Regions from separate parts of the Homo sapiens genome. Here regions 1, 3 and 4 are each linked to region 2. A link is a loop called in an ENCODE intact Hi-C map of the cell type or tissue named here. Cell type or tissue: mammary epithelial cell. All regions are shown on one strand. Each heading gives the region's core, and the rest is flanking DNA. Links, peaks and the distances in the headings are about the cores only. Region 1 has its middle 210 kb from the start of PIK3C3. Region 2 holds the start of LOC105372085 (a long non-coding RNA gene). Region 3 has its middle 130 kb from the start of KC6. Region 4 has its middle 190 kb from the start of PIK3C3.

Region 1 (7,629 bases), core at 865-5,864, 160 kb before region 2:
TGGTACACGTCTTAGAACTCTATGGTCCACCAATTACACTTATATATCCAAGGAAGACCAATGCATATGACCATCAGAAACATGATGTACAATAATATTTACAGCAGTTTCATTAACAATAACTAAAAACTAGAAACAACCTAAATGTCCACCAACAGGAGAATAGATGAACAAATGGGATAATGTATAGACAGCAGCAACAACAATAAAATCCCTACTGATATGGACCCACATGGAAAAATCTCACAACCATTATGTTGAACAAAAGAAGCTTCACATAAAGATATGCATACTTTGTCATTCTATTTATATGAAGTTCAAGAACAGGCAAAACTAATCTTGTAGGTCATCTGACATCCTTCCCAGATCAGATGGTACCTAACCTCTCAAGAGATAGCCATTATTCTTTTTTTTTTTTTTTCTGAGACGGTGTCTCACTCTGCCACCCAGGCTAAAGCGGTCCTCCCACCCCAGCCTCCCAAGTACCTGGGACTACAGATACGTGCCACCACGCTCAGCTAATTTCTTATTTTTTTGTATTTTTGATAGAGACAAGGTGCTGCCATGTTGCCCAGGCAGGTTTCAAACTCCTGAGCTCAAGTGATCTGCCTGCCTTGGCCTCCAGAATTGTTGGGATTACAGGCGTTAGCCACCACACCTGGCCCTGACTTTTATTAGAAGCATAGGGAGTTTTTTTTTTTTTTTTTTTTTTTTCCAGATGGAGTCTTGCTCTGTAGCCCAGGCTGGAGTGCAGTGGCGTGATCTCGGCTCACTGCAAGCTCCGCCTCCTGGGTTCACGCCATTCTCCTGCCTCAGCCTCCTGAGTAGTTGGGACTACAGGCGCCCGCCACCGCGCCCAGGTAATTTTTTGTATTTTTAGTAGAGACGGGGTTTCACTGTGTTAGCCAGGATGGTCTGGATCTGCTGACCTCGTGATCCACCCGCCTCGGCCTCCCAAAGTGCTGGAATTACAGGCGTGAGCCACCACGCCTGGCCTAAGCACAGGGAGTTATAAACATTCCCTAGGTGATTCTCGCTTGGAGCCAAGATTGCGGATCACTATTCTAGTTTCTTTTTTCCTTCTAAACTGGTCTTGAAGAGATTTGCTCTCAATTCAGTACACTTAAAAGTGGAAACAATTCACCACGTTTTTTTTTTCCAAAAATGTTCATGATTTCAACCTAACTTTCATTTGCGAGTTGAACAGCTTTGAAGCCCATTAAAAGATGCACAAACTCTCAGTAGATACAGAAAGGGGTCATCTTGGAGCCTTCCGGTCATGCCATAACTGAGAGTAAGCCCAGCTTCACAGACAGCTGCTTTACCTGAACACACGTCAATGATGCTGAAGACCCAAAACCACACTGTCTGATCCAGCTAAGGTTATTTACTCAATAGGAAACTCACCTCCCTTTCCCTCCCTAGCCTATTGTGGCCAAAGCCGTGCAGCCTGAAATTTTCAAAAGGAAAACAGCTTGCTACCTGGTTTGCAGCACCTATGACTTAACTACATTTATAAGGGTTGTGGAACTTAACATCTACATTTTCCCTCCTATGTTCTGATTTCCTGTTTCTCCACACTATTTATGTTCACCTATTACCCAATTAGCACCCCAGTAAGCTGAACTCCCATAGTTGTTTCACCCTAGCAATTAACCCTCTCCAGCACCCCGCTCTGAAAAGAGCTCCTGATTAAAATAAACTGCTCAATTATTCTCCTAACAGGAAGCGTGCCACAGTAGACCAGAAGGAGAACAATTTATTTTTTCTTAGATCTCTAAATGTGTCCAGTATTGGCTTAGAAGAAAGATTTCCCTGGAATAATCTAGAGGACTTCGTTGAGGTTTATGGTAAGGGCACAAATTTACAAAATGTCAGCACCTATCTACCAGTTTCCAAATGGTCAGCATCTCTAGTTTGAAGAAAATGCTAAGATGAAAAAGGAAATTCACTGGTTCTCCTTTTTTATTTGATAAACTGCTGACATAAATTTCTCATTAAGAACCACAGTGACGAATAGAAAAGACGTAAAGAGAAAAGTCAGGACAAAAGGAAGTTAAAGAATGGAAAATAAAAGAGATGGGAGGATATTAAATATCGAGTTACCCAACATCTTTAAAGAATAGGATGTTCTGTGTAAGCAGTATTTCTTTACGAATGAAAATAATGTGCATACTATGTATAGCTTTCCTATTATTAGAAATTTAAGATATTTAACAAAGAAACTCCAATTAATATAACTTTGCCAGAAATTTTTGAAAGAACTTCGGAATCTCAAGTGCCTGAGATATATTAATGACTATCAACAACAATTTTGCAAAGTAATAAAGGGAGGAATAACATTTAGTTGATATTATTAGTAAAATGTAAAACTTGTAGTGGGTCAGAGATGTGAAGACAACATAATTTTCCGGAAGAATACACACCTTTATGTAAAATATCGAAGTGGGTCATAACCATATTTGCACATGATACGGAACTGCATATAATTGCCTACATATTTTATATGTAGATTTTAAGGCAGAAGATCACTTTTAATCTAGATTGCAATTTATTGGGGAGTTTTGTGTTTTATTTTTTTCTACCCACACATTATTCCTAAGGCAAGAATCCTCCAACCAAAAGAGAAGATGGCACATTCAACCACAAAAACCTGTGGGTGTAATTAGACTAAAGAACAATCAAGAAGGTAACTTTAATTTTATCTGAAAAGAAAATACATTAAAAGCTACAATTTTTGGTACAGGATTGCCTGCTAGGCAACTGAGGCAGAAGGTGCTACAAAGAATCTCGTTCTGAAAATGTAGTCAAACAGTCCTCGGCTTGCACTGATTTCCTAAGATCTTTCCACTGCAGAAAACTGCAGAATCCAGGCATCTTGGAAGACTGCTAGAATCTCACTTTTCTCTGCCATGAATGGAGTCACCATTTTTCAGAAGCCTTCATTAACTGAAATTCTAATCCTGCTTAAACTTGAATAAGGAAAACAAACAAACAAACAAATGAAAGACCTTCCTGCATACTGAATGTGTAAATCCTGGAAAACTGTTTACAGACAAGGAGTAGTCAGCCAGCTCATAGCTGTGACTTTTCTGTTCCGAGGGAAAGCAGCTTGCGAGCTGCAGTGTCCAGGAGCAGAGAAAAGCACAGTCACTGAACCCTATGAAATTTTAACAATTCATTAACAGGAAAGGGCTGCATAAAGGGATGCAGGATCAGAGGCAGCTCAACAGCATCAAATTCCGAGAGAATGAAGACCGAGAAAGGGGAGATGTGGAAATTCAGACTGAGGAGAAAAGGGAAAAGAAAGAGGAGGGAGATTTGACAGAAATAGGAACAAAGACAGGAGAGACAGGAAGGCAAAAGAATAGGAGAGATTAGAGAACAAGGGAGAGGAAAGAGGAGAAAGGATTTGAATAAAATTCAAGTCTCTAATCTGGTTTTACTTTTAATCTTCCCTCTGAGGGAGGGCATGAATGTAAAATGCTTATTGTTCCACTTTATTTTTTTTTTTCCTGAGTTCCCCTAACTGACCAAACCATGTGTTAAAAACAGTTTCCCTCCTGGAAGGGATTATGCCCTTTGACTTTCAAAAATCATCCCTCCCCTTCCCAGCCTCAATAAGGCTGGGTGGTGGTGTGTGCCCTGGTGTGGAGCCACTGGGGGTCTGCAGAAGGATGCAGTCTCAGAGAAGTCAGCCAGGCTGGTGGAGGGAAAGCATTGTTTCTTAAACACCCTTATCTTGGACAGTGTAGGCATATTTGTTTGTAAATATACATGTTATGTATGTGCTCATGTAAATAAATAAGTTTAAATATAATTTCCAAATGAACAACATGAGAAAAATTGTCGATTTTTGAGTGTGTCAAATAATGACTGCAAACAAGGTGTTTTGCAGCCGCCAGCAGTGGGTCCATCCCTGAAGCCACCCTGCCATCTAGTGGGGCACTGCCCAAATGAACACCTCTTCCAGCCACAGTCGGCCTCATTTACCCTCACAGCTGGAGACAGGGAAGTGGATTCTCCTAAATGTGTTAACTTAGCAGTGCTATATACTAGAAACAAATTAATATATAATTCTTCTGTGTCTTAAGGTCATTACTGTCAAAGCATAAATTAATAGGGCTATTCCAGTTAATTCATTTTGGCGTTTGTTTCTGCATGTCTGAGCGCATATGTGAAAATAGGCCTACCCTCCATGCCAAGGGGGAAGAAGGAAGGAGGCCTAAAAGTAGCTTAGCCAAACAAGCAGACTCTCTGACCTAAAAGCAAGTCAAGGGCAAAGCCTTTCAAATGCTGCTGCTTTGCCCTTCTCACTTCTTGGAGCCCAGACTAACAAATCCTCAGAACAGCAAAGCTCAAAGAGGAGGGGATAGTGGATGGACTCTTGGGAGTCTAGGAGGAGGTCAGGGGGCACTGTTATCAGAAGGCAGTGTTTGGAAAAACACCTGGTTCCACTTTCTAGGGCGAAAGGGATCCTGTTACAGGAAAATAAGGGCTCCTCTTTCTGACCAGGAGGTGGCATGTCCATGCTCACCTGACCAGCCTGGTTGCAGAAGAGATTGTAAGAACGGTCCCCTGCCCTTATTCCAAAGGTGGCTGCATCTTTATCGCCACTCCCTAAATCAGTGGGTTTCCAGATCATATACAGAAGTACACAGCAATGCTCTCCCACTATGAGAAGAAACAAAACAACCCACAGCAATAGAAAGGGAAGACCAAGGCGCGTGTGGGGGAAGGTGAAATTTTCCGCCACCTGATTTCAATTCTTTTCAGAATCCATAGGGGTAGAAGCGCTTGAAGAACAGGCTACACCCATTGCTGTTTGCCTCCTTTTGGTCTATTCCGAGATTCAGGTAAGAATCTGAAATTCCACCTTTTTCTGAAGTAAATCTCAAACAACCAGGGCTAGATGTAGATTCAAAGATCAGATCATCCTAGATTTTAATTTTCATCAGGAGTTATTGTCATGCGTATAAATTCTGTATTCTCAAATAAAAATATCTAAAAATGCCTTCAGGCTTCTGCTGCTAATAAAACAATGTTCTCTTGATGTGTGTGTGTGTGTGCGCGCACACGAGCTTGTGTGTGTCCTGAGAGAGCTGGGGGAAAAGGGGGCGTCTTTGCATGTCTGTCCTGATAAGAATTGCTTGATAACCACCCTAGAGAAGCATTTCTGGGGTCAGAGCCATATCTTCTCCCAGAATCTCTGCAAAAATGTATTAACCAAAGCAATATACTATACTATTGATAATGCAAATGCTGTGAGAGAAAATTCTCCACCATCACTGCAGTGCCTCCTAATCTAGTTACAAAAAAAGAGATTGACTCACATAAAACAAAAATAGGCAATGATGCAAAACATATCAAAACAAAATTTCTGAACCTTAACTATGCCTTTGAATCACCTGCAAGACTTCATACAAGTGCAGATCAGGCCACCGACAATCCCAATCTCTAGGTGCAGCTTCTCTATTTTTGCAAATTCCACAGCTAATTCTGATGTGGAGTGAAGTTGAAAGCCAATGACTCAAAATTAAAAAATAAAAATAAAAAATAAAAAGATTCTTGCATGGGTGATTCTTTTGAGCAGCCAGAAATGAGAACAAGCATATAAAATGCAATTGCAGATGGCGCGGCAGGACCTTAGCCACTGTGGGTGGTTAAGGGGAGAAACCAATGAGCGAGGGGGTTAGCACAGACACAGAAAAGTGTCCTGGAGAGGGCAGAGCTTCAAGAATGGGTGGGACATACATAGAGCAAGAACTTAGGAGAAGGTATTCTAGGTGAGGATATCAGCGCTTCTGCTGGAAAATATGCTGCAAATTCTAAGGATCACAGAGACCTGCCTGGTAAAACTGAATGAGTATCTTGGAGAACAGTGAGTGCAGCTCACCTCTGAGCCAGAAAATAGCCAAAGATATAGCTATCGAAATAAAAAGAAGTAAGTACCAAACAGTCTCAAACATGGTCCATGTTCTGTCTCAACAAATGTCCACATTTCCCTTTTGTCCAAGGCCTCCCTGATTGCCCCACTTCTGCATATGTTGAATCTCGAAGAAGTACATGGTTGGTTTTTCCCATTGTGCTGCTACCTGAGAGTTAAAGATTTCCACTTGTGAGTAAGATAATGCACTCAGCTGCATTAAGCAGACAATTAATTTATCCCCTTGGCTGCCCACTACCCATCCTTAATGTACTTTAAAAAGGAAATAATGCTTACCTTGCTTTAACTTGCACAGTGTCTGGAAGGAAAAAGGCATGCAGGAGATAAGACTAAAATCACTGCAGTAAGAATCACCCTGATCATCATTGGATCATCATGTCAAATAGAACTTCATAATATTGTTACAGAGACATCAGAGCAGATGGGTAAGAAAGAGTGTCATGTGAGAAAGTGGAGTGTTATTACTTCATTTCATCTTCCTGTATTGCAATTATAAAATGTGCTGAAATTCAGCAGGGTGACCAGTATATCAACCTCTGACAAACGCCAGGCTTTCAAGTGTCTGAGGTAATCAAAGATACCCCATAAATGGTCCAAGATAAACATGGCTAGGCCCTGATTCTTGAAAATGTGATCTGTTCAAGTGGGATTGCAAAGAGTCCACATCTTAATTGAAAGAACATAGTAATCTACTTGGCTAGGGAATTAGAATGCTCCAGAAGAAATGCTATCTATCCTGGTTGGTATAATACTTTGTTATATGAGGACATAGGCTAGAAGGTGATGGTCTCACAAGATTCCTATTAGCTCTTCAATACATAAGCCTGAATCATTTAATTTTATTTTACTCAGACAAACTTTTAATGGACTCCTATAGTCTGCATGGTATAAACTTCTTAACAGGAGATTCAAAGCCCTTGATCATCTAGCTCAAACTAGTCAGGCAAACTTTTTTCACACTGTCCTCCCACATAAATTCTGTTCCATTTGCGTTGAGCTGCATAATACCCTCTGAATACACATTACTGAAACTTGCCCCCATCCATTGCACGAGATTGGCCATCCACTACAACATTTTACCATAAAAAATTGTAACAACAAAAAATAACAGCATTTTATTCATCAAACAAAATCTTCCCCAACATCCAAGTCGGTCCCTTCCTCTCCCATAGAGTCTTCTTTGAAAGTCTCATTATGAAATATCTTCTTCTGAGGACTGGTAGTGCTTGATATCTCCACTGCCATGTCACACACTACATTACATGGCTAATTATCTGTTTCTATGAATAGGCCTTTCTCCCTTTCTAAATGACAATTTCATAAGATCACACCTGTGTTTTAAAACTTTCACCTTTTTACAGAATCTGGTACTGTGCCTGCCCTAGACTTGATGCACAGCAAGGTCAAGAATCAGGTCATGTGTTCACTACTATATTCCTAGACCTTGGCATAGAATCTAGCGAGCTGCGGAAAGGAAAGCAGCACTTTTCCTTTTGGATTTCTCAGATACGAAGAACATCTGCTCCTCTTGACTCTGTACATGTACAGACCACGTTAGATAAATGTCAGGAGAATGGAAGTATCTACAAGTTATTTTAAATATGTTAAAAAAGAAAATCCCATTCATCCTTTAAAGAGAAAAACAAACATTATAAGCCCTCTTACGGTGAATTTCTATTTGG
Region 2 (7,629 bases), core at 844-5,843:
GGGTGAGCCAGCCACCTAAACAGAAGTCAGGAGCTCTCGTCAAAGACAACAGAAGAATAATCCCAAAGGCAACTGAGAAATAATCAGGGCTGTCCCTCCCATCACAGACCCAGAGTGCAAAAGCCCCAGCAAGCACAAGACCACCACAGAAATCCCTCCTTAGAGAAATGTGCAGAGAAATCACAGAGCAACCTACACCTGATTCCAGACTAGGCCAGCTATGGGCATGTGACATAGGCATGGAGTAACCATGAAGGTGAGACCACTGAAGAGAGCCACAACAAGGGTAGAGTCCAGGTACAGAGCCACCATAGGGGTGGAACCCCTGGGTGAACACCCCCACCCAGTGGGTCAGAAGGCCAGATCCCCCACCCCAGTACACTTAGAGGGAAGAACATCAAGCCAGAGGATTATTCTTAAACCTTAAGTTTCAATGTTATTTGCTCCATTAGGTTTCAGATTTGCTGAGGATTTGTTAACTCTTTTTTCTTTCCTATTTCTTCCCTTGGAAATGGCAATGTCTAATCTATGTTTGTCCCCGTCTTTGTATTTTGGAAGCACATACATGTCTGATTTCACAGGTTCACAGCTAAAAAGCAATTTGTCTCAAGATGAATCATACCTTGAGTCTCACACATATCTGATTTAGATGATATTTACATGAAACTTTGGACTTCGGATCTGAGTTGATGCTGGAACAATTTAAGACTTTTTCAGCTCTTTATATGCAGGAAGGACATGAATTTGGGAGGGCCAAAGTTGGAATGCTATGATCCAAATGTTCATGTCCCCCAAAATTCGTATGTTAAAATCTAATCCCCAATATGAGGGTATTTGAAGGTGGGGCCTGTGGGAGGTGATTAGGTCATAAAGACTGAGCTCTCATAAATAAGATTAGTGCCTTTATAAAAGAGGCCCCAGAGAAATCACTTGCTCTTTCCACCATATGAGGACATGATGAGAAGAGGCCATCTGTGAAACAGGAGGCAGGCCCTCCCTAGATATCAAATCTACTAGCACATTGATCTTAGACTTCTTAGCCTTCAGAACTATAAGAGATAAATTTCTGTTGTTTATAAGCTATTTAGTCTATGGTATTCTGTTATAGCAGCACAAACACTCTAAAATATCCAAATCTTCAGACTTCCTTCTGGCATTGGTTAATGCCTCCAAGTTCAGGGCCACTGTATGAGGGAGGACAACTAACAGCAGAGAGCAATTGAACCCTTACTCTTAGGCCAGTACATGGTGTCTGACAGTGCCTGCCATCAGTGGAGCTCTGTCTCACTCTGACCATGCCAGCTCTGGAAGCAGATTGCCTTTTGGACTTGTGGCTCTTTGCCTCACCCTACCATGAAGGGTTACCTCTTTCCTTCATAGTGCTTAGGAACTGTTCATGCTCCTTCAATTCAGCCAGACTCTAACCCCTTTGCTGTTTCTACCTCCAAATGATCCTCTAGCTTCTTATGCATACTTACTGATGTATTTACTTTTTTGTGTTCTTATGTGTGGCCCTCCCCAAATTCCAACTCCAGCACTCTACCAATAATTTGCCACCATTTATTTCCGATACAACTTTAACGTGTTTGGTGCTGTTGAATGCAGGAAGCTAACTAGGTTTCTGGTCATACATTAATTTATGTGGTAAAGGTTAATTTTTTTAAAACACAAACATAAATAGCCTAAATGGTAGCTTCACAAATGAGAGGGAGGTATCACTGACACTGCTTGTCAAAACTTGCATTCTTACCATCAGAATTTGATTCCATTTCTTTATCAAATTCATGCTTTGTTTCCTATGGAATGACAATCTTCAGTTGGAATTAATTTATCAATCCTCTTCCTGAGGTAGGATTTCATAAAAAGATTTGGAAAAGAGCATACAAGCTCCAAGTGACCAAGGAGAAGACCAAGAGACGCCATCCTGAAGGCCAGAGGCATCACAGAGGGCTCCCATGTGTGGTCTTGTACTTCCCCAGCACATGCCTTTCTGTTTCTGATTTTTCTTTACTCCTATGACCCAATCTGCTGTTTTCTTGTTGTCCTATTGGGATTTCTTGATCCCACCCTAATCTTCCTTAGGACAGATGTCCCTTTTATATCAGATCTAGTGGTACTTCACAACGTGTGCTTACAGCAGCTTAGGCTAAACAGGAGAAAGCTGAGGCTACTGAAAGGCCAGATTAGATGAGCCCTGAAAGAGATCAGGATCAGCACAGTGGTGACAAGCTAATGGGGTTGACAAAGCTGGACCTGGAAGATTGCCAGCATCTTACCTCCCAGAAAAAGTTACAGTTTGCTGGGTAGTTCTATATATTGATAATAGTCTCAGGGCCAGAGAAATGAGGGACACAATTAGGCAAGATTGCAGTTCCTCTAGACTTGCACTGGAATGTATTGAATTATGGAATTTTTGTTTGTTTGCCTGCTTGCCTGATTGTTTGCTGATCTTTTTTCTTAAGATTTTTCCTACATTATTCTCAACACTACAGTTGTGGATGATGTTCACAGTTGCTATCAACCTTTGCATCATTTGAAAATGTCCAGATGAGTTGGAGGCAGCAATGAACAACCAGGCAGCCAACTCTCATAAAGATGAATCAAACTATGGTGATCTGATAAGCAGACTTGTGAGATCCATTTTTTCACCCAAAAGGGTAAGAGTTATTATATCTTCCAAAATTGTCAGTGTGATAAAGTAACAAATTGGAAGGCACAATTCATGCTTCCCCCAAATGCACTAACTGGGTAAATAGAGAACCATGGCTCATACTAGCAACCATAAATTTAAAGTTAGTATTTCAGGTCTATATCTAAAGAACGACAGAACATCATCTCTCCTGATTCATCCGGCAAGAATGCATCATCCTTTTTCTCGATCTAATCAGAAACACTTCTGCCATCTTCGTTTTTCTTTATAAGTCAAAAAGGCGCAGAAGAGATTTAGGCCTTCTCTCCTACACCCCTCCTGACTTCTTGTGGGGGAGGAAGTGGGCTGCATAACAGCAAAACCTCAGATTCTATTCTGACCACACCACAGGTACTCTTATTTTCACCGCAGTCAATTTCAAATACTGTACACAAGTGCCATCTAGTGGTTAGCAATAAATTAACATGTCACTTTAAGAAAGAAGAAAAGACTTAAAGCCTTTCATAAATAACCAAACATGTTTTTAACTTTTTTATTAAAACAGGATGATTTTTGTGTACTAGCATTTTTTCTGAGGAAATTATTTCTTCCATCTGTTTCTCTTTGGTCAGGATAGAAGTATCTTGGCTCATCTTCTGTCAGTGTGCTTCAAACCATAAAATGTAGGCTGGGGTTTATGCACAAGGAAACACATTGAGAAAGAAAGCCTTCTTTATGGATAGTCACTACTCTGTGAAATAAAATTGAGTTGGTTCTCTTGCTTCTATCCTCTATTTTAGCAAACATTCTAGGGTTGCATGATGGCTGAAATAAAAGAGAAACGTGAACATTGGGGATGGAGAAAACCACAGACATCACTTTCAGTGGTTCTCGGTTACATTCGGAATGATAGCAGAATCTCCCATCCCAAAATCAAAGTCTCTTCAGTCGAACCCAACCTCACCTTCTTCTTCTGTGCCCTAGTATAATACAAGTATTATCGGCCTGGCGCAGTGGCTCACGCCTGTAATCCCAGCACAGTGGGAGGCCGAGGCAGGCAGATCATGAGGTCAGGAGATCGAGACCATCCTGGCTAACACGGTGAAACCCCGTCTCTACTAAAAATACAAAAAATTAGCAGAGCGTGGTGGCGGGCGCCTGTAGTCCCAGCTACTCGGGAGGCTGAAGCAGGAGAATGGCGTGAACCCGGGAGGTGGAGCTTGCAGTGAGCCGAGATCTCCCCACTACACTCCAGCCTGGGCTACAGAGCGAGACTCCATCTCAAAAAAAAAAAAAAAAAAAGTATTATCTACACATTTGCATATTCACTGACTCCTGAATATCAGCCTCTCTTCATTTTCTTATCATTGCCCCTTCTTCCCAGTCTGTAATATTCTTCCTTTCCCTCCTCACTTATTCAACCTTATTCATCCTTCAAGTTCTATATTACTGTAACAGGATGTCAAAATGGAACTATTTTAGTCTTAGTTTTCATTGAGACTTGTATTAATTAGTTTTTGCTGCATAATAAATCACCCCAAAACATAGTAGCTTTAAACTACACGCTTTTATTATAACTCACAAGCCTGTACGGTAGCTGGGTAGTTTCAGTCTCCAGTCTTGGCTAGGCTTACTGATGCCTTAGCTGGGGATCAGATGGGCAGCTCTGCTGTTCTTGGTCCAGCTCTCCCATATGTATGTCCCATATGTTAAGCTGGTTGTAGACTGGTCTAAGATAGCCACAGCTGGGACAACTGCGCTCTTCTGGCAGTCTCCTGGCCTCCAGCGTACTAGACTGGGATTGTTCACATGGTGGTGCAAGGTATCCAGAGAAAGCAAAACCATACAAGACTTCTTGAGGCCTAAGCTTGGAACTAGCACTCCACTGCAATCAGATGACCAAAGCAAATCATAAGATCAGTTCTGATTATGATGAAATAAACTCCACCTTCTGGGCTAGGCACGGTGGTTCATGCCTGTAATTCCAGCATTTTGGGAGGCCAAGGCAGGTGGATCGCTTGAGCTTAGGAGTTTGAGACCAGCCTGGGCAACTTGGTGAAATCCTGTCTCTACTAAAAATTTAAAAAATTAGCCAGGCATGGTGGTGCGTGCCTGCGGTCCCAGCTACTCATGAGGCTGAGGCTAGAGGATTGCTTGAGCCTGGGAGGTGGAGGTTGCAGTGAGCTGAAATTACACCACTGCACTCCATGCTGGGCTACAATGAGACTGTCTCAATAAATAAACAAATAAATAAATAAAATTAAAAACAAACCCTCCACCTTCTGATGGGATGAAGTAAAAGTCTCATTGCACAGCATTTGGATAAAAGGATAAGCTTTAAAAGAAAGTGGGGAGGACCATTTTAGCAATCTACCTCAAGATTGAATAAACGCTACATTTCACAGTGAGGTGAGAGTTCCTCCACAGAACCGTAAAGGAGCTGACTGAAACTGGATTTGTAGTTATTAAACCATCACTTTCATCAGGAGCTGGAGATTAGGTGAGGTGCCGTGCTTTGAATATAGCTAACACTCCCTCACCAATAAACACACCAAAAAGAGTAAGGCATGCCTGCCCTTAAACTGAAGTCTAGAAAGAGGTAATGCAGTGAGACCTCTTAAAGAGCTTCATATGTAGGCAGGGCACAGTGTTTCACGCTTGTAATCCCAGCACTTTGGGAGACCGAGGCGGGCAGATCACGAAGTCAGGAGACTGAGACCATCCTGGCTAACATGGTGAAACCCCATCTCTACTAAAAATACAAGAAATTAGCCGGGCGTGGTCATGGGTGCCTGTAATCCCAGCTACTCAGGAGGCTGAGGCAGGAGAATCGCTTGAACCTGTGAGGCAGAGGTTTCAGTGAACTGAGACTGTGCCACTGCACTCCAGCCCAGGTGACAGAGCGAGACTCCGTGTCAAAAAAAAAGAAAAGAAAAGAAAAGAAAAAAAAGCTGCATATGTGTCTCCTAAAATCTGAAGGATGCCATGAACTGTTGTCTGACTCACCCTGGATAAAAACAGGTGGATAAGCACTACAGTTTGTGAAGTTACTATACTCCCGCCAATGACAGGTCACAAATTCAAGGCTGCCTGTGGAATCGATGAGAACCAAGAGCTTTAGAGAGATAGTGTGGGTTTGTCTTGGATCCTCATCAAGAGGGCAATGAAAAGCTGAGCACAGATAAGGACTCAAGCAAAAGGAAGCAAAACGTGTACCATGGGATACCTGGAAGTCAAGTGACCAGCTGAAAAAGAAATACAGTTACCCATTTTGAGGGGCCTAATGTTCAGAAATACTTAGACTGGAGGAAGGGAAGCTGGTGGAGTTCTATAGAACCACAGAAGCACCTCCAGGAGAGAAAGAATCAGCCTTTGGTATAGGAAACTCAGATCACAGTGATACCACCAGTCAAGTAAGAACTTTCTTGCTGCCACTGACTCTCCTTTATCCCCTCCCCAATTCCCAGCTCCACTATTACAACTTACATTAAGGAAGGTGATCAAAAAGCAGTGGCACTCACTAGGTGGTGGGGAGGGGAAAGACACACAGCTCTCTTGAAATTTGCAAGGCCTAATCTTGGGGTAGGGAGGTGAGGGTGCTGTAATTTCAAAAGAAGTTTTACATTTTTAGTGTTATTCTAGACATACTCATTACTGAGCTGGAACCATGCCTCAGTTTTAGCTTAAAGGTAAAGGCAAATATTAGTCCTGTAGCATATGTTTGAATAGGCAGTGACAAAATAAATCATGTTGTTTTCTAATGACACCACACGAGTTTTGCAAGTTCAGTACAATAATTTCCTTAAGTTCCTCCTTAGTGCAGCCGCCACAGTTGCCTCTTCAGCCACTATTCTGTCTGGATTGATTTGGCCTTTGCTTATAAGAAAGCATAAGGTTAATCTAGAGCTAAAGAATCTAAATTGGAGTTATAATTTTACAGTTCACTACATGATCTCAAGTGGGTCCTCCAACTTTTCCATTTTTTTCTTTTATGAAAAGTAAAATGTGATAATGCCTACCTACATCCATAGTTATTGAAAATATTAAATTGCATAGTGTAAATCAAAAGGATTTTTAAAAAATATCTACTATATTACAAAATAAAATGAAAGTTTAAAATTTTTATTAGTTTTTAAAAATAATAAATCCATTACATATTTACATGTTTATATGAAAAGTGACTTTATTTTTCAAAATAAAATAATTTAGGGAGATGAATGGCATTGTTTGGGGTTTTCTTTCACAATTTTTAAAAAATATCTGCCTGATTAGAAAACAGCTAGATTCACTAATGACTTCAGACAGTTTTCATTTAGTACCCAAGATATCAAACCAAGACCCATGTCTAATTCCTGTTTTGATTTTTTTATCTGCTTGCTTGTAATAATTTTTTTCTCATTTTCTATAAACTTCTAATTTTCATTCGACTAAAAAAAAGAAAGAAAAAGACTAGATTCTTAAATCTATTTCTGCATTCAATCTATTGCAATGTGTGGTTTGAGTACAGAACATGAAGAAACTCTGGCCTCAAAGATATGTTGTCAAAAGGGACTTAAATTTTAGTAGTAATTTCAGATAATTGTGGATATTCTTCTTTGATGCTATGCCAAAACTCAGCAAGTATAAATTTCTTTAAAGTCATCTGGGGGTGAAATCTGAAACCATGTCAATAATTTTTGTACTTCGTTATATAAAAAATCTACTGGTTTATTGTGTACTTTGGATCTTTTATTCATGCATAATTTTTATAACATCAATGCTCATTTTGAATCGCTCATTTGGAAAATAATGGCTCACTATGTTGTACAGATCATTCAAATGTTGACACATTTTATTATATAATATCCAAAAAAATCGCATTTGTTAATATCACTACTGGCCTCATCAGAAAATTCTTCTAAGGACTGGGAAGCTGCCATGGTTATGTGGCAAATACAAGTGGTCCACACTGCTAATTTTTGCTTTAAAGCACAAATGTTTTCATGAACAATAAATACTGT
Region 3 (7,629 bases), core at 1,564-6,563, 520 kb before region 2:
GAATACAAGAGCCCCTCCAGACAATTTTAAAGTATATGCAATCTAATTAGCAGAGAGAAACCCTCAAAAATGGTGTCTGGACTCAAAGAAGATGAGAGTGTCCCTGATCAGAATTCTTCTTAAAATCTATTTAATCAATAGATACATATGTAGTGATCAGTTTGGCATCCTTGAATGTAGCATTGGTATAAAAAATGCATCTCATTCTGATGCATTTGGTGCCCCTAAACCCATTCTAAATGTGTCTTTGATCCAGTTCCCCAAATAGTGATCAGGCTGGAAAAATAAATAAATAATAAATTTTATTTGTGTGTATTTATTTCTTTAAAATAGCAGCTTTGAAGAATCTATGTGTTGGCCAGGCAATACAAAAAGTGAGGTCCCTGGGTTCTGGTTAAATAAAGTTGCACCATGTTGTGTATGTGTATATGTGTCTTTTTAAAAGTCTTATCTCTTTAACAGTGGTGTTTCTATAATGATTTAATGATAGCTGCTGATGGTTTGGCACTGCCTTTCCTTCTTAACAGTATGAATAAAGCAATAGGGCATCTGTGATATGCAGACATATAAATCTCAAAACAAAAAGGGTCATTTGGATCTCCCATTGCTCAGAAAACACCATTTATATTTCCCATATGCTTTATTTAGTTATCTGAGTGTTTCATTATACTTTTTTCTATTTCCTTTGCTTCTGAGGGCATTGACCCATCTCTTTCTTAAGACATAAAGAATAAGAACAGAGATTTAAAAATCACAGCAATTCAACATTAAGTCCTCCACTTCCTCTCATCTTTGGTGAAAATTTAATGACATTTGAAACCTGACTCCATCCTTCATGTCCAGGAGGGTGTTAGTAACTTAACCTTTTATTTCCCCATCGAATATAAATTCTGCCTTTGCTAGGAAGGATTAGCCAAGAATAGGGCAAAACCATTGTATTCCACTTCAGAAATGGCTCCTGGAGAGTGCTCTGGGTGAACTCTCCTCCGGATTGCCCTGGTCCTCAGCTGGCCCTTTGTACAGAGGAATGAGTAAGTAGATCCAGGGAGGTTGTGATGCTTTTCTCTATTCCTGCAACCCTGAGGAACAAGTAGAATTCATCAAGGTATCTTTGCTTGATTGCACCTCATTGTCCGTACCTTTTATCATTTGATCTCTTGAGATTTTAATGATTTGATGATGATCTGTTTGTCAGGATGCCTGCAAGCATAGACCTGTGAATCTGCTTTCCTGATAGACTGGCACCCCAAGGTATACTTTTTTTATCAAAAGGTAACATCGATCTCAGTGTTGCTTTTCCATTATTCAGTCCTGCCACCTATTATTTGCTACTGGCCGGGCCTCTGTCAAGTCCTTTAACCTTCTGAGCCTCAGTTTCTACATGTGTAAAATGGGGATAGCAATATCTGCCTTGCATGGTTGCTGAGATGATTTTTTTAGATTCAACAGCCTGATGTATATAAGACATATCAGTGTGCCTGACATTTAGTAGACACTCAAAAAATGTCAGTTTCTTTTCCTTTCTCAGTCTTCATTGAATTTCCACCATGATACAAAGCATGGAAATCCACATAAATCTGGAAATTTCTTTGGAATTAACGAAAAACATTAATATTTCTCACATGTGACTAATGATACTTCTTGAACCAAAGCTGAACTCTAAAATCCTTTCGGAGCTCTCTCCCTCCTTGTCCATTATTACAGCAGCTCATATCAGAGCATCTGTCAAAAATTGCACTGGGACACATTTGGCAGTCACTTTCCCCCTCATTCACTTAATGTTATCCATCAAAGGGCAACCATAGTCAAAGAAGCAATGGTACAAATGAAGATATGGAGCCATGAGAAGTTTAAAGGAAAAAAAAAGTCAAATCGGTTTTGATCGTTGTCCATTGTCTGTGAGATATGACTTCTGTCATTACAGGATGCACTCTAGCACTAACTTTGTGGTTCAGTATATCTCTCATGGGTCCTTGAAATGTGATTTTATTACCGGAATTACTGAGAGGACCATGCAGTGCCATGGGATTAACTGGAACTAGGTCATGAGACACCAACGAGAGTTTTGCAAATACAAATGTGCAAATGGGTTTCTCTGTTCATGGTGGATTAGATCAATCTTGTCTGTAAGGCTTTGGCAAGTCTACCATTTTGTTGGGAAATGACTGCAGAACATCCATCTTCCCTGGACTCTAAAACAACTTCCCCTCTGTTCTTTGAGTGAGTCCACTAGTGCACAGAATGGAGCCAATGAAGGCAATGGTCTAAAAAGCCTTGCCACCTGAGGTATCTGGGTACATTATCAGACAGATGAGAGGGAGACACATTCACATTGGATCCATTTCACATCAGATGCATTGCACGGCATAAACAGTAACAGGAAAGGAAAGGCTGGGTGCCCCTGCCACCAGCCTCAGAGCCGCATGAAGTTATCACCTAACATCAGCAGCCCGACCCTTCCCTGGACTCTCTGGGAGGCAGCCCTATGCTATGCCTACCTCTTCGTTAGGCTTCTCACTAACAGCACCTCTTAGCACTAATTCAGATGGTAAAATAACACTGCCTCTGCCCCGTGTAATCAAACAGCAGAAGGAATGTGGCACCAAAAAGCCCGAGTATGAGGAAGTAATAAATATGTTTTAAGATGACAGTTTCAAGGAGCCTAAGCCTGCACGACAGAGTTGAAGGCAGACAGCTTCAGATGGCAGAAGCTGCTGAGGAGATGTCTTCGAGACCAGCAGTGTCTGAAAGGAAAGAACAGAATGCAGGCCAGGTCTGGATCAGAGGAAAAGCCCCAGAGACGTGCAATAAGATGCACCTTTTGAAACAGCCAGAAGAGAGTAAGAAATAAGGAAGGGACTGAGCCAGTTCAAGTATTCTTGTAATAGGATGAGGTTGCTTTATTTCCGCATCCGAAACCCTTTCCCTTTCAAGGCATCTCATTTTACTCTACTTTGCTTTAGCCCCTGTTTCCTAAGTCCTATTTCGTAGCGCACCCAAGCTGCATAAATAAAACCACTTTGGAAACTCCCTTCTCAGTCATCTTGGGGACACACATGATAGGCTGGGTTGGTATAACTCAGCCTTTTATATATTTTTAACTACCTGGCATAAACCCATATTTAAATGTCACCAGTAGCAAAGCCAAGAATAAATTCACGACCGTGCCTGCATTCAAGCATGTTAGCATGCACACACGCACGTACGCCTACAGTGTTACTGAGAACAAACTTGCCAATTTGCAAATGGGACATCAGAATACATTAAGACAAAGGTGGACCTATGGTTAAAGAGAATAAATAATTGGTTTCTGTCTTGTGGCATGTTTTAGTTAAAGATAGCAATGCAATCTCCAGTATATCTGGAAATTATTGAAACCTTTTTTTTTCCAGAGGCAAAAAAGATCAATACCTTTTTCTCTCAGTGGCGTAAAACATCTCAGGTTACTTTGTCCCTGTTTATTCCAGCAACTCCAAGTTCAAAGTAAACGTTAAAGTCATGAGGGTAAAATCATATTTTCAGAGTAAATGAGGACACTTTGAAATTGGCTAAAATGTTTGCTTCACCAGCTTTTGAGATATCAAGCTGAAGGCCTCTGCTCTAGGGATAGAGGCAAAGGAAGAGGCGAATGATTGAATGGGGGTTTTCTGTTTTTCAAGCAGAGCAGCCAAAACTGCTAGACAAAGCCACAAGCTAAGCATCTATGAAACACGATAGAGATAATTTGTCTTATCTCTGGGAGGAACAACACAGCAATTTCTGTGTGTTTCTCTCCATAAAATGGGTTTTCAAAATTTGCTGCTTTTTCCCAGGATGTTGAAAGCAAAATATCATATTAACACCCAAAAAGATAAATGCCACTTCTATGGAAAATGTTGTGAGATGTCACCAAATGTAAAAGCAGAGGCCTTCTCTCCAGCTGCTGAAATGCGCATTCGTTTTATGTCTTTCCCACTGAAATGTAACCATCCCGATAGATATTTCAGCACACTATACAGAAAAAATAGAATGATCCTCCAATCATTATCTATAGGACATTACACTGATAAATGGTGGTATTAATGAACCTAAATAAATTTGAATCCTTTCTCCCTGCAGTTATTTTGATAATACAAGAATCTAGTAAAGTACATGGAATTAACAATTAAAGGGGGTTAAGCGGACACTTAATACTTTTTCTTTTTTGCACAATTTGGCAGTAATGCATCTGCTGTAATCAGGATTTTTATTTCTCTTTGGGAAAAAAAAGGGGGAAATGTTTATATTTTGGAAGCAAAGCCTCCAGGATTTGCAGCTCCTCGGTGCAGACCCAGCATGTACGTGTTTGCGTTTGTGTGTGTGGCTTGTGTGCGCATTGGTGGCCCCGCCGGGCGCGGCTGGCCTGTCTGGCTTTCTCCTTTTGCAACAGCTCCACCTTTGGGCTTCTAAAGGGAAAGGTCCTTTTTTGCTAAAGGATATGAAAGAAAAGGCAACAGCCAGAAAAATGCACTCCGTACTCAACCTTTTGTTTAGTGAAACCAGACAATAAAATTATTTTCTTCATTAGAAAGAGGGACATGAAGAAGAAAGGGGAGCATGGAGAAAGAAAAGGAGGATAACAAGGAAGATAAAAGAAGGGAGACGGAGGATAGAGAAAGAAAAAAGGAGGAGGGCAAGGACGGAAAAGGGGAGAGCTTCCTTTTTTGACCAGAGGAAAATGCAGGACTCATTGAATAGTTATTTCTTGAATGCTTTTCTGCCTAGATTGCATACTTCTGTAAAGCTCTGATAGACCTGAAGTCCAGCATCTCTGTTTCAGACTTCCTCAGCAGTGTCATTTTCCCTGTCACTTGTTGTTTATAAACTATAGTACCAGATTAATGAATGAGAATATAACAGAGGATTTGGACTTCTGTTAAGCCCATTCTCTTTAAAATAAGGACTATGTGCAATATGTGCATGTTGGTAAGGTTCTCACTATTTCTTTCTGAAAGCTCAGCAGTCTTGGATTGTTTCCAGACAGATTATAGCCTCACTCCCAGAAAGCATGACCTTGGCTAACCAGGGATGGGGGAATGAACACAGAGAAACTTCTTAAATCCCACTGTCTACAAAATCCCAACCTTTAAATGTGTGAGTTTCAGTTAGGCAAGTATTTCGGGAATATAGTATGGGAGCTTAGTGGGAAGGGCTGGAGATCTAAGTAAATCTTTGTCTAGGGGAATTGGTTTGGGTCTTTCGGTATGAAAAGATCAGAAAAAAAAAATGTCTGTTCCAAAATCTGTGCTTCGTAGGAATGTAGAATGTAGGTTTTTATAATCAAATCTATGAGAGTATTAAAAAAAAAAAGAAAAAGAAGTATCACAAGTGGAAAGGAAATGACATTCAGAAGCCTCAGATTAACTCCAAGAGTGAGACAGGTCCAGGCACTTTGCTTTGGAGCCTTTAGTTCTGACCTTCATAGTTTTAAATCTGTATTTTTTTCCTCATTATTCTGACTGCTTGCTTTTGCTTCTCTGACTATCACATTGCATAGTTCACCTAGATTCCACATCCAAAAGTGTCCTCTTCAATAAATAACTCCCCTGCTCAAAATCCTCTAAGTTCTCCCCATTGCTCACAGGATAAAATTTATATTTCTCAGCCCTAATTCCAAGGTATTTGAAGATTTACATCCAAGCCCCTCTCCCAGTAGTCCCGTACAGAGACTGTCCTTTCAAGTCAGGGTAAGCATTCAATGCCTCATCCTTAAGAACACTCAGAGCTTCCTTTTAATACTACTTCCCCTTAAGGTCCAACTGCAATTCTAAGCTTTGCAGCCGGTATCATGACAAACGCATTCATAAAAGCATCCACCCCCTCTTGTAATTCTGTGTGTTGTACGCATATATATATATATATATATATATATATATATATATATATATATATGTGTGTGTGTGTGTTGTGTGTATTCATTTTAGTTTCAAGGTAAAAGTATGTATATATGTATGTGTATATATCTGTGTGTTTATGTAGAGACATATCTGATTTTCTTTAACTCTTTAGCTGGGTGACAAGTTTTTTTGTCTTTTTGGGTTTTTTTTGAGACGGAGTCTCGCTCTGTCGCCCAGGCTGGACGCCCAGGCTGGGCTCACTGCAGTGAGTGCAGTCGCGCGATCTCGGCTCACTGCAAGCTCCACCTCCCGGGTTCACGCCATTCTCCTGCCTCAGCCTCCGGAGTAGCTGGGACTACAGGCGCCGCCACCACGCCCAGCTAATTTTTTTTGTATTTTTAGTAGAGACGGGATTTCACTGTGTTAGCCAGGATGGTCTCGATCTCCTGACCTCGTGATCCACCCGCTTCGGCCTCCCAAAGTGCTAGGATTACAGGCGTGAGCCACCGCGCCCGGCCGGTGACAAGTTTTTTTGGGGGGCAAAGTTTATGCCTATTTTAGTGTCCTTATGACAATTAGGATAGTGCTTTGTATATATGAAGCATTGAATTTAAAATATATATATTGATTGGTTGAGTTGACGGTAAAATGAATGTCCCATTTGTGCACCCAAATAAGGAGTTATATACTTCTAAATGATATCTTTCTGGATAGTTTGAGGAACCAATAATTAAATGAGCCTGATGCAGAAAATTGGGCACTTTTACTTTTAAATCTTTAATATTTAGCCAGTTTTTATCCCAGGGGTAAGTAGAATCTTCATATCACCACTTGTCTTATACCTCCCAGCTATGTTTACATGTTTTTTTATATTTAAATTATCTATAAATCTTACATAAAGTGAAACCTGAAAAAGAAGTCCACTAATTTTGGTGCATAATTTTTTTATATATCCTATTTTTTTGGGAGCAAACTAAGCTCTGAGAACTCTTGTAATTCCTAACAATCACTTGAGGCCAGGAACATATTTAATATACACCTATCTCTCCCTACTACACATATCCACATTTTATTATTTGTGAATTTGGCCAAAGAATAATGGGTACTCAAAAATCGTCATTTTATATATTCTCTATTTAGAGGTATTCCATGCCTCCTTTCATACTCTAAGGAAATGTTCTTTCCTTAGCTACTGAAAAGTAAATTATTTCTTTTTTTTTTTAAGGCAAAATACAAACATAGACTTTATTAAATGCTGCTCAATCCCCCAATGAAGATCTTTTGTTACAAAACAGTTTTCCACACAACTGCAAGTTAAGAGATTGGAATGGTACTCTGATAACAAAAAATGTGAGAAATACTTGATCAAGTAAAAATATACAAGACCTCTATATAGTCAACCTTTTCAGAGCTCTACAGAGGAAGCCTACCTCATTTCCTTTAAATAAAGCCAGGCAGTGACAACTAGTGTTCTGTATCACCAGGGCCCTGATGTTCCTACTGATCCCACACATGATCACAATGGACTCCAGAAACGCTTAGTCTGAGCACTAAGCACCTACGAAGGATCAGTGGTTTTTAGAGGTAAATTGTATGTAAAAGGCCGTGCATCCTGAAGAAGCTTAGAGGAAAAGGTTTTTTAGGTCTGAAACTAGAAGAGGCATGTCAAGCGGCAGAGGATTTCCAGTTTCCACTTGCTGGGATTGGATGTAAGCAACATGACTCTTTAATTGCACACTGTATACGATTTAAAACAAAAACATGAATTATAGAA
Region 4 (7,629 bases), core at 1,599-6,598, 140 kb before region 2:
TGAATAGTTATTATGTCTAAGTACATCATTAAAAATACAAAGATGAATAAGACTCAAGTTCTCACTCATCAAAAGACTTACATACAGCCTCTTATTTCAAATTTGCTAAAGAATTTCATGACCTGTTTGTTGCACCAGGGGTAGATAACAAAAAAACTTGGGAAAAAATGCATATGCCCAGTTTTATTTGAAATCTCAAGCACAATTCACTTTGTGAACTATTTAAACCAAACTTTACCAAAATCAACCTGATCCTCAGTCTTGACTCTTATAGGAGGAGATATTGAATTCGAGCCCATGTCAAACTAATGAATCCATTACTCTGTTCCTAATTTTGGATCTCATAAGCCTGAGCTTTGGGAAAATTAAATGATTATATCTATATTCAAGTTTGGAGTTAAGAAAATAGACAAAAGAACAAGGAGAGAGCTTTGAGGCAGCCAGGGAAATAATGAGGAGCAAATGCCAAGTAACAGTCACGAAATTAAAAGAAAATGTTCTTTCATGAATGTGACAATGGGATCATTTGGGTTTGCAATATCTTTTTTTTAAATGCAATAATTTGGTGAAGATGAAGTCACAGGGCTTTGAGGGGAGCATGGTGGCCTGCAGGAAAGCATAGATGGCTGGAACCAAGCTCAGCAAAGGCCCAGCCCCACGCAGCCACTTCTCTGAAAGGCCGCAATCACCTCGCACCAAGGCCAGTCAGACTTGTCAGGGAGACGAGCGGGAAGCAGCTGGAGGAGCTGAGATTAATGAGGAAGCACAAAATGAAAAAGAGCAACAACTGGAAACCCTTGTGGTGACATCAGGAACAGAGCCAGAGAAGACAACCTTGTTATCACATCTGCTCCATCATTATAATTAAATGGTAATGCGCCTCTCTTGTTGGGTTACCAGGGTGGAATTCCAAGTGAGGGAGCCCCTCACCACTCACCCGGGCCCCCAGCCACTGCCTTTCTCGTTGAAGCTGAGGAATCATTCCAGGGCGCTAATAGGCTGGGTGTCTGGAGCAAGTGTTAATTTTGGATTACATCTGAGTGGAAATAAGATGAAGGTCTGGGGAATGCTTTGCCTTCACTCAGATGTTTCATTTCCATTTACTAGCATTGCAGGATACCCAGGGAAATGTTTTTATTCCAATTTAGAAGATTTCATAAGCCTTCAAATTTTCAGGTATTGATCCAAGCTCTTGAGCTTTGGAAGTGCACAGACATGCTCTGTGGAGGAAGAGGGTAGGTGTCAGAAAGCCCATCTGAGAAGAGCTGCCCACTCTCAGGTGGGCACACCTCCCTTCTCATGCCAAAATTCGCCCTGCGTGACCCGGAGGCCCATCAGAGGCACTCAGAACCATTAGCTCTGACTGGCTCTGTGCTGAGTAAATACTCTCATGTCCTAGTAGAAACTAGGGCAGCTGCTGGGCTTTTTTTTTTCCTTCCTTCCTTTCTTTCTCTTTCTTTCTTTCAAAATCAGCAAAGCATAGTTCTTAACCCCAAATGACTCAAATGTGCCTCTTAATAAGTATACTGGTTTCTGTACTCTGCTAGTAGGGGTTAGCATTAATTTGGCTACACTCTCAGTTCTTTTTCATTTGGTTTTGAATATCTCCAGTTTTTATTTGATTTTGGACAGACTCATTTGCAGGGAGGATGCCAATAATCAGATTTTCACCATTAAAGGTAAGCTATCTGTACCTGCAGGAAAAGGCCACTGTCTATCATCTTTGGAATCTGTGAGCTAAATAGCTGTTGTTTGTGAAGCCTCCCAAAGGAGGTTTTGAAAAACAAAGCACTTCACTCAATGAGAGCAGGGAGGTTATGGAGTGACGCTGTGCTCATGCATTATTCAGCTCAGCCTCCACCAGTGAGTATCTGGTTATCATAATGCCCCAGTACCTGGGTATTACATGCTATATCCTCACGGCAAGAAACAGATATAACTGAGCCTAAAAGGGATTTAATTAAGAAATAATATTCGTGTTTTCCTTTAAATTTAGGGTTAATAGTTTAGTGAATTAGAGAATAGAAAATCTATTGAAGAAGTTTCCCTTTTGATGAAAAATTATCCTGACACCTTGGCGAGATTTATTTACTGTCACAAAACAATGACACACCAAGTGACACAACCATGGGGTGCCTTACCTGTTTAGTTTCTACCTAGCATTTAGACCTGCTGTACTAGAAAAGATGTGTTAAAATTAAGGCCACCTAGACAAGAGTTAGGAACACACTGAGTGCTCAAAAAATACTGATTGTGTTGAAATTTGGGTGGACCCAATGTAGGTTCTTTGATTCCCTCTACACTTCTTCCCCTACTTTTATACCAATGTCCTTTTCAGATATGACTGGGGGTAGCCAGGGACAGTGGGTCATGCCTGTAATCCCAGCATTTTGGGAGGCCAAGGTGGGCAGACCATTTGAGGTAAGGAGTTCGACACCAGCCTGGCCAACATGGTGAAACCTCATCTCTACTAAAAATACAAAAATTAACTGGACATGGTGGTACATGCCTGTAATCCCAGCTACTCGGGAGGCTGAGGCAGGAGAATTGCTTGAGCCCAGGAGGCGGAGGTTGTAGTGAGCAGAGATTGTGCCACTGCACTCCAGACTGGGAGACAGAGCGAGACTCCATCTCAAAACAAATCAACAACAACGAAAAGAAATGACTCGAGGCAAAATTACTCTTACCATAAGTGAAATAAACAGATCACTGGCAGAAACCATTCTAGATGCTCACCAGTCCCATTTCCTTTTCCTGGACACATTGTTAAACTGTATTCCCCAGTCCCATTGTGTCTCAGTAAAGCAGAGGTGTGTAAGGAGAACTGATGGGTCACTTCCAGCTGAAGTAGCTGAGAACAGGTGGTCCTTCTCTCCTCCTTCAGTGGAGAGCTGAAAGATCACAGGTTGAAGTTGACAATGACAAAAGATGGTAGAGTCCTGAGTTCCTGACTGACCACATAGAGCAGAGCCTTGTACCTCACCTCCCCATGCCAATCAAGAATAAGGAATAAACTTTTCACGTTAAGCTACTGAGAACCACGAGATTTTGTTACAACCGCTAGCATTGATTACCCTGTATGGAGTAATCCATTGAAATGGAGTGCTGTTATAACCAAACCAAAAATGTGTGCATCGGCTTAGCAGTCAGGTAGCAGATGATAGTGAAGCTGCTACCAGAGGCTGGAAAGGTGGCAATTCATGTTATGCAGCATCAACAGATGCAATAACCTGGAAGGAAGATCTTATTATACCTCCTGAGCCTGTGGCTCTAAGGGAAATGGTTGGAAAGAGAGTAGGGTATTGGAATGTGTTTGCAGTTATTGCTAAATTTGGCTAGCATTATAATAAGTGGATGAGTTCAAGAGAAAACTGACCAGCTTATGAAAATAAAGAAAAGGTAATAGAGTCCAGCAATATAGGGTTTTGAAATGTTACAAAAATTAACATCTTCTACGCCCCAAGGGGCAGGATTAAAAAAAAAAAAAAAAAACTAAGCCTTTGAACAACAGAATGTCACTAAAATTCAGCTTTGTGGGATGAGATTAAAAGTAAAAAAGAAAGGAGTCCTGCAATATGCAACAACATGGATGAACCTGGAGGACATTATGCTCAGCGAAATAAGTCAGTCACAGAACAATAAATACTGCACGATTCCACTTATAGGAAGAGTCTAAAATAGGCCCACTCAAAGAAGCAAAGAATAGATTTGTGGTTATCAAGGGATGGAGTGGGAAGGGGAAAATGAGATTGCTAATCAACGAGTATAAAATTTCAGTTATGCAAGACAAATAAGTTGTAGAGATCTGCAGTACAACACTGAACCTATAGATAACAATATTGTATGCTTAAAAATTTGTTAAGAGAGTAGATCTCATATTACGTGTTGTTATCACAATAAAATTAAAAATAAATAAATAAATAAAACCAAATAACTTCAAGGTGGCTGTCATTAAACCAAAAGCGGGAGACATGACTTGAAAGAAATAAAAAATAAATAAATAAAAGCACATTTGGGCTATATCTAGGAAAGAACCTTGGGCACCGCAGTTACCAGCCTGTGGAACAACTGACTTTAGGCAAATAGATCAGAAGCCTACTAGGTTTTCAAGGAAATTGTATTGCTACAGAAACTATAAACCAGTCAATCCCATGACTATTAAACATTTAAAGCAATCCTTATGACCCCAACCTTCCAAATGGGCTCGAAAGTTCCACGGCCCTAAGAAGGACATATTTCCTGATGTCTTATTTCAAATGTGGCAGGGAGAATAATAAGAGGTGCTCTGTCCAGCGGGTGGTGCTAGGAACCATGAAGATACATGAATAAAGAAAACACTCTCAGAGGGCAGGACCGTAGAGTCTTATCAAGGGACTTCCCCACTGCCAGAGCAGACAGTTCCACATACTAGGCCTAGAGAATTTTAGTTTACTATGGGGCAGTGACATCTGTGTGTTTTCTACTTCATTCTTTCTCCAAAAAGGAGTTTTAATTAACATACTTCTGTTCTTTTTCCATCACTGTGTATTGATCTGATGTAGGTGGCATGCAGATATTGTTTCTTTTCACGCACAGCCAAAGAAAAGCCCTATCAATACTGAGTGGGCTTAACTAGGCAACCAGTTCTGGTTGCAATAATTGTACGGGGCTTGGAATTGCCTTCCTTAAGAAGAGGTATCATAAAAACAAGGGCACACGACCAACCAGACCCTACAAGTAATTGCACCCTGAAATTGGCAAAAACTCCTAGAGACAGAGGCAGTAGGAGTGGTAGGTAGTGTAGCCTCTTCATTCTAGGACAATGCACAGACATTTAGCAGGACCATAAATCAGACACTGGGAAACACAAGATTCTTTCCAGCATGATCAGGAGACAGCAAACAATTGCAGTATGATATGGCAGATACTTGGCCACAGCCCTTTCCTGCCAGCTTGACATTCATTGTTGAAAAACATTGGCTCCTTTTTTGGGGTGATTGGGGTACTGGGTTTCTAGCCTTGGAGTTTTAACAAGATTAATTCCCCTAAGTCTTCAGAGGTTTTTGAGAGGCCAAGTTTTTTTGTGGGGGAACACAATGTTGTGGGTTGAACTGTATCCCCCAAAAGATATGTTCAAGTCGTTAAGAGGGTAGATCTAGTATCTGTAAATGTAATCTTATTTGGTAATAGTCTTCACAGATGCAATCAAACTATGATAAGGTCATAGTGGATTAGGGTGGGTCCTAATACAATGACTGGTGTTCTTAGAAGAAGAAGAAAATCTGGACACAGAGACAGGGGAGAAGGCCAAATATAGATGAAAGCAGAGTTTACAGTGATACTTTTGTAAGCTAAGTAATGCCAAGGATTGTCAGCGACCATCAGAAGCTATAAGAGGCAAAGGATTCTTTCCTAGGGCTTTCAGAGGAAGCATAGTCCTGCCAGCACCTTGATTTCAGGCTTCTAGCCTCCAAAACTGTGAAAGACTACATTATATCATTGTAAGCCACACAATTTGTGATATTTTGTTATGGTAGCCACAGAAAACTAATATAGTCAGCCAGCAAGTGATTTGTCTTAGACAGATTACTCCTCCCCCTTAAGACAGAATATATTTTAGTGTAGGAGAGGGTGAGACAGCTGGGCAGACAGGTTACCAGAGGTCAGTCTCTGTCGGGGACAATGCTATATTTCTGTTTACTGCTGAGCACACAGCTAGACTACACTTCCCAATCTCCCCTAACATTATGTGGTCATATAATTAATTCATGGTAAAAGGAAAATGGGAGGAAATAGTGTTACCACCTCCAAGCTTGATAGGCCAAAGAGGCCATAATCTCCCATGCTCTCTTTTGTCCTCAGCCTTGCAGCAGGATGTTAACACCCTATATTACCTAAGGAGCAACACACTGAAAACGGCTTCTATTAACCTGGATCCTTGAATGATTGCAAGCATCAGAGCCCCATTGTGCATCATACTCACCACATTGAACTGAGACATGAATGAGAAATAAACTTCATAGTTTGGCCTAGTGGTGTGTTGAAGACAATCTTACCAGCTCAGACAAGACAATTGTTAGCCTCTCTTCTCAACTCTACATTCAGTGACATGACATTGTTAACTTAAATCTTAAAATCAGCCATAGGGGAAGTATTCACACCATAAAAATCAGCAAATGTTACAAGTCAAGTGTTTTTTCTCCCATTCATTAGAATAGTTAGTTGTTAAATACCACCACACAACTGGTTAAGCCGTGCGAAAATAAAGGTGTCTGTTACAACAGCTAGCATCAATCACATGAATTAATAAAACTCTAATTATTTTAACTCTAGCAAGACGGCTTTGGCATCATTGTGGCATCCTCCCATTTGGTCCGGTCAACATTCACATGTCCTAAACTTCTCTCATCCAACCAGTCTCTACTGAGTATTTCCTACGAAAAGAAACTGTCCTAGGTGCTAGGAAATCAGCAGTGAAGGAGCTGGTCGTTATCTGCAAAATACATTATCTTGGACAAGGCAGGAAAGTGGAAACAAGAAGCTAAAGAAATATTTATTAAATTTTGATTATGAAGAAGCAAATCAGAGTGATATGAGAAACATACCAGATGAGGACTTTACTTAAGAACCTATCCCATTGAACAACAGCATAGTTGTTCATGAAATGTTCTTAAAGAAATTCATTGCATTGTTGTTTTTAACAGTGAAAGAAATTGCAAACAACTTAAATGGTCATCAGTGGTGAGTAGGTTAGTTAATTTGTGATGCACCCATATTTAGGCTGTTATTTCAACAATTGAATGCCTACTGTGTGCCAATAATTGTGCTAGTCACGTGGAATGCCAGAAACACATGGTCCTTGCACATATAGAACCTAAATTCTACTGAAACAAGGAGAAAACAATTATCAGTTGAATAAATAAATGCCAAATATAATCAATTTTATAAAGAAACTGAGAGAATAATGACAGTGTGGTTTGATATATCTAAATCAAGTGGTAAATATACCTTTCAGAGACAATGGGTAATACATGAGCAGAGAAAGAAACTAGCAATGAATTAAGTATCAGAAGATAACATGTGGAAAGCCAAGAGGAAAGCAAGAACTTCTCAGACTTTAGGAAATTTCAAGGCCAGAGTGGCTTGGGCAGAGTGAAAAAATGGGAGTATGATAAAAGCTGAAGTCTGAAAGACAGGCAGGGCTGGGTCATCCATGACTAGGGACCCTTTAATGAGGATTTTGGATTTTACCCTAGGTGCCATGGGGAGCTCCATACAGGTCTTCAGCAAGGAAATGACATAATTAGATTTAAATTTAAATTTAAAAGAAGGATTCTGACCACTGGTGGGGAACACATTGGAGAGGACCACGGTATAAGTGAGAGACTGATTAGGAGGTTACTGTAAAAGCTGAGGTGAAAGGTGCTGGTTACCCAACCTTGGATAAGGCACCAGAGAAGGAGAGAAGGAGACAGGTGTGAGATGCATTTTGAAGTCAGAATCAGTACTCATCCCACTTGATTCTCTTACTTGCTTACAATTCTACATTCACTGCTGGAGGTAACTTTTAGGGATGCAAGAACCATGTTAGTAGGACTCAATAGGCATCCTCGGTGGGTGGCGCGAAAGCTACTCTGATGAGCAATCAAA

What was found. Hi-C counts contacts between places; a loop is a spot of excess contacts. Peaks named below come from ENCODE experiments on the same cell type or tissue, not always from the same donor. Only the 100,000 strongest peaks of a DNase experiment are listed, where the experiment ranks them.
Region 1: a loop joins it to region 2, with 5 times the contacts of the local background. A loop is called at or near these places in 10 of 110 quality-filtered maps.
Region 3: a loop joins it to region 2, with 5 times the contacts of the local background. A loop is called at or near these places in 8 of 110 quality-filtered maps.
Region 4: it touches region 2 in a loop (20-fold over the local background); 11 of 110 quality-filtered maps call a loop at or near these places.

Annotation. Positions count from the first base shown.
Region 1 is chr18:41,741,700-41,749,328 of GRCh38, forward strand. No RefSeq gene overlaps it. Among named protein-coding and RNA genes, the nearest start is that of PIK3C3, 210 kb to the right of the region's middle. RefSeq lists enhancers at 2,698-3,199, 3,200-3,699. In mammary epithelial cell, for the core only: a CTCF peak has its summit at 3,931 (motif pointing left); no DNase peak of the experiment used is centred there.
Region 2 is chr18:41,903,774-41,911,402 of GRCh38, forward strand. It overlaps LOC105372085 (a long non-coding RNA gene), which reads right to left and starts at 4,490. Exons shown (of 5, transcript XR_935411.2): 1 at 4,212-4,490. In mammary epithelial cell, for the core only: a CTCF peak has its summit at 3,091 (motif pointing left); no DNase peak of the experiment used is centred there; H3K4me3 peaks cover 140 bases.
Region 3 is chr18:41,387,405-41,395,033 of GRCh38, forward strand. No RefSeq gene overlaps it. Among named protein-coding and RNA genes, the nearest start is that of KC6, 130 kb to the right of the region's middle. RefSeq lists a silencer at 4,317-4,366. In mammary epithelial cell, for the core only: a CTCF peak has its summit at 4,404; no DNase peak of the experiment used is centred there; H3K4me3 peaks cover 225 bases.
Region 4 is chr18:41,763,849-41,771,477 of GRCh38, forward strand. No RefSeq gene overlaps it. Among named protein-coding and RNA genes, the nearest start is that of PIK3C3, 190 kb to the right of the region's middle. In mammary epithelial cell, for the core only: a CTCF peak has its summit at 4,289 (motif pointing right); a DNase peak (open chromatin) is centred at 4,343.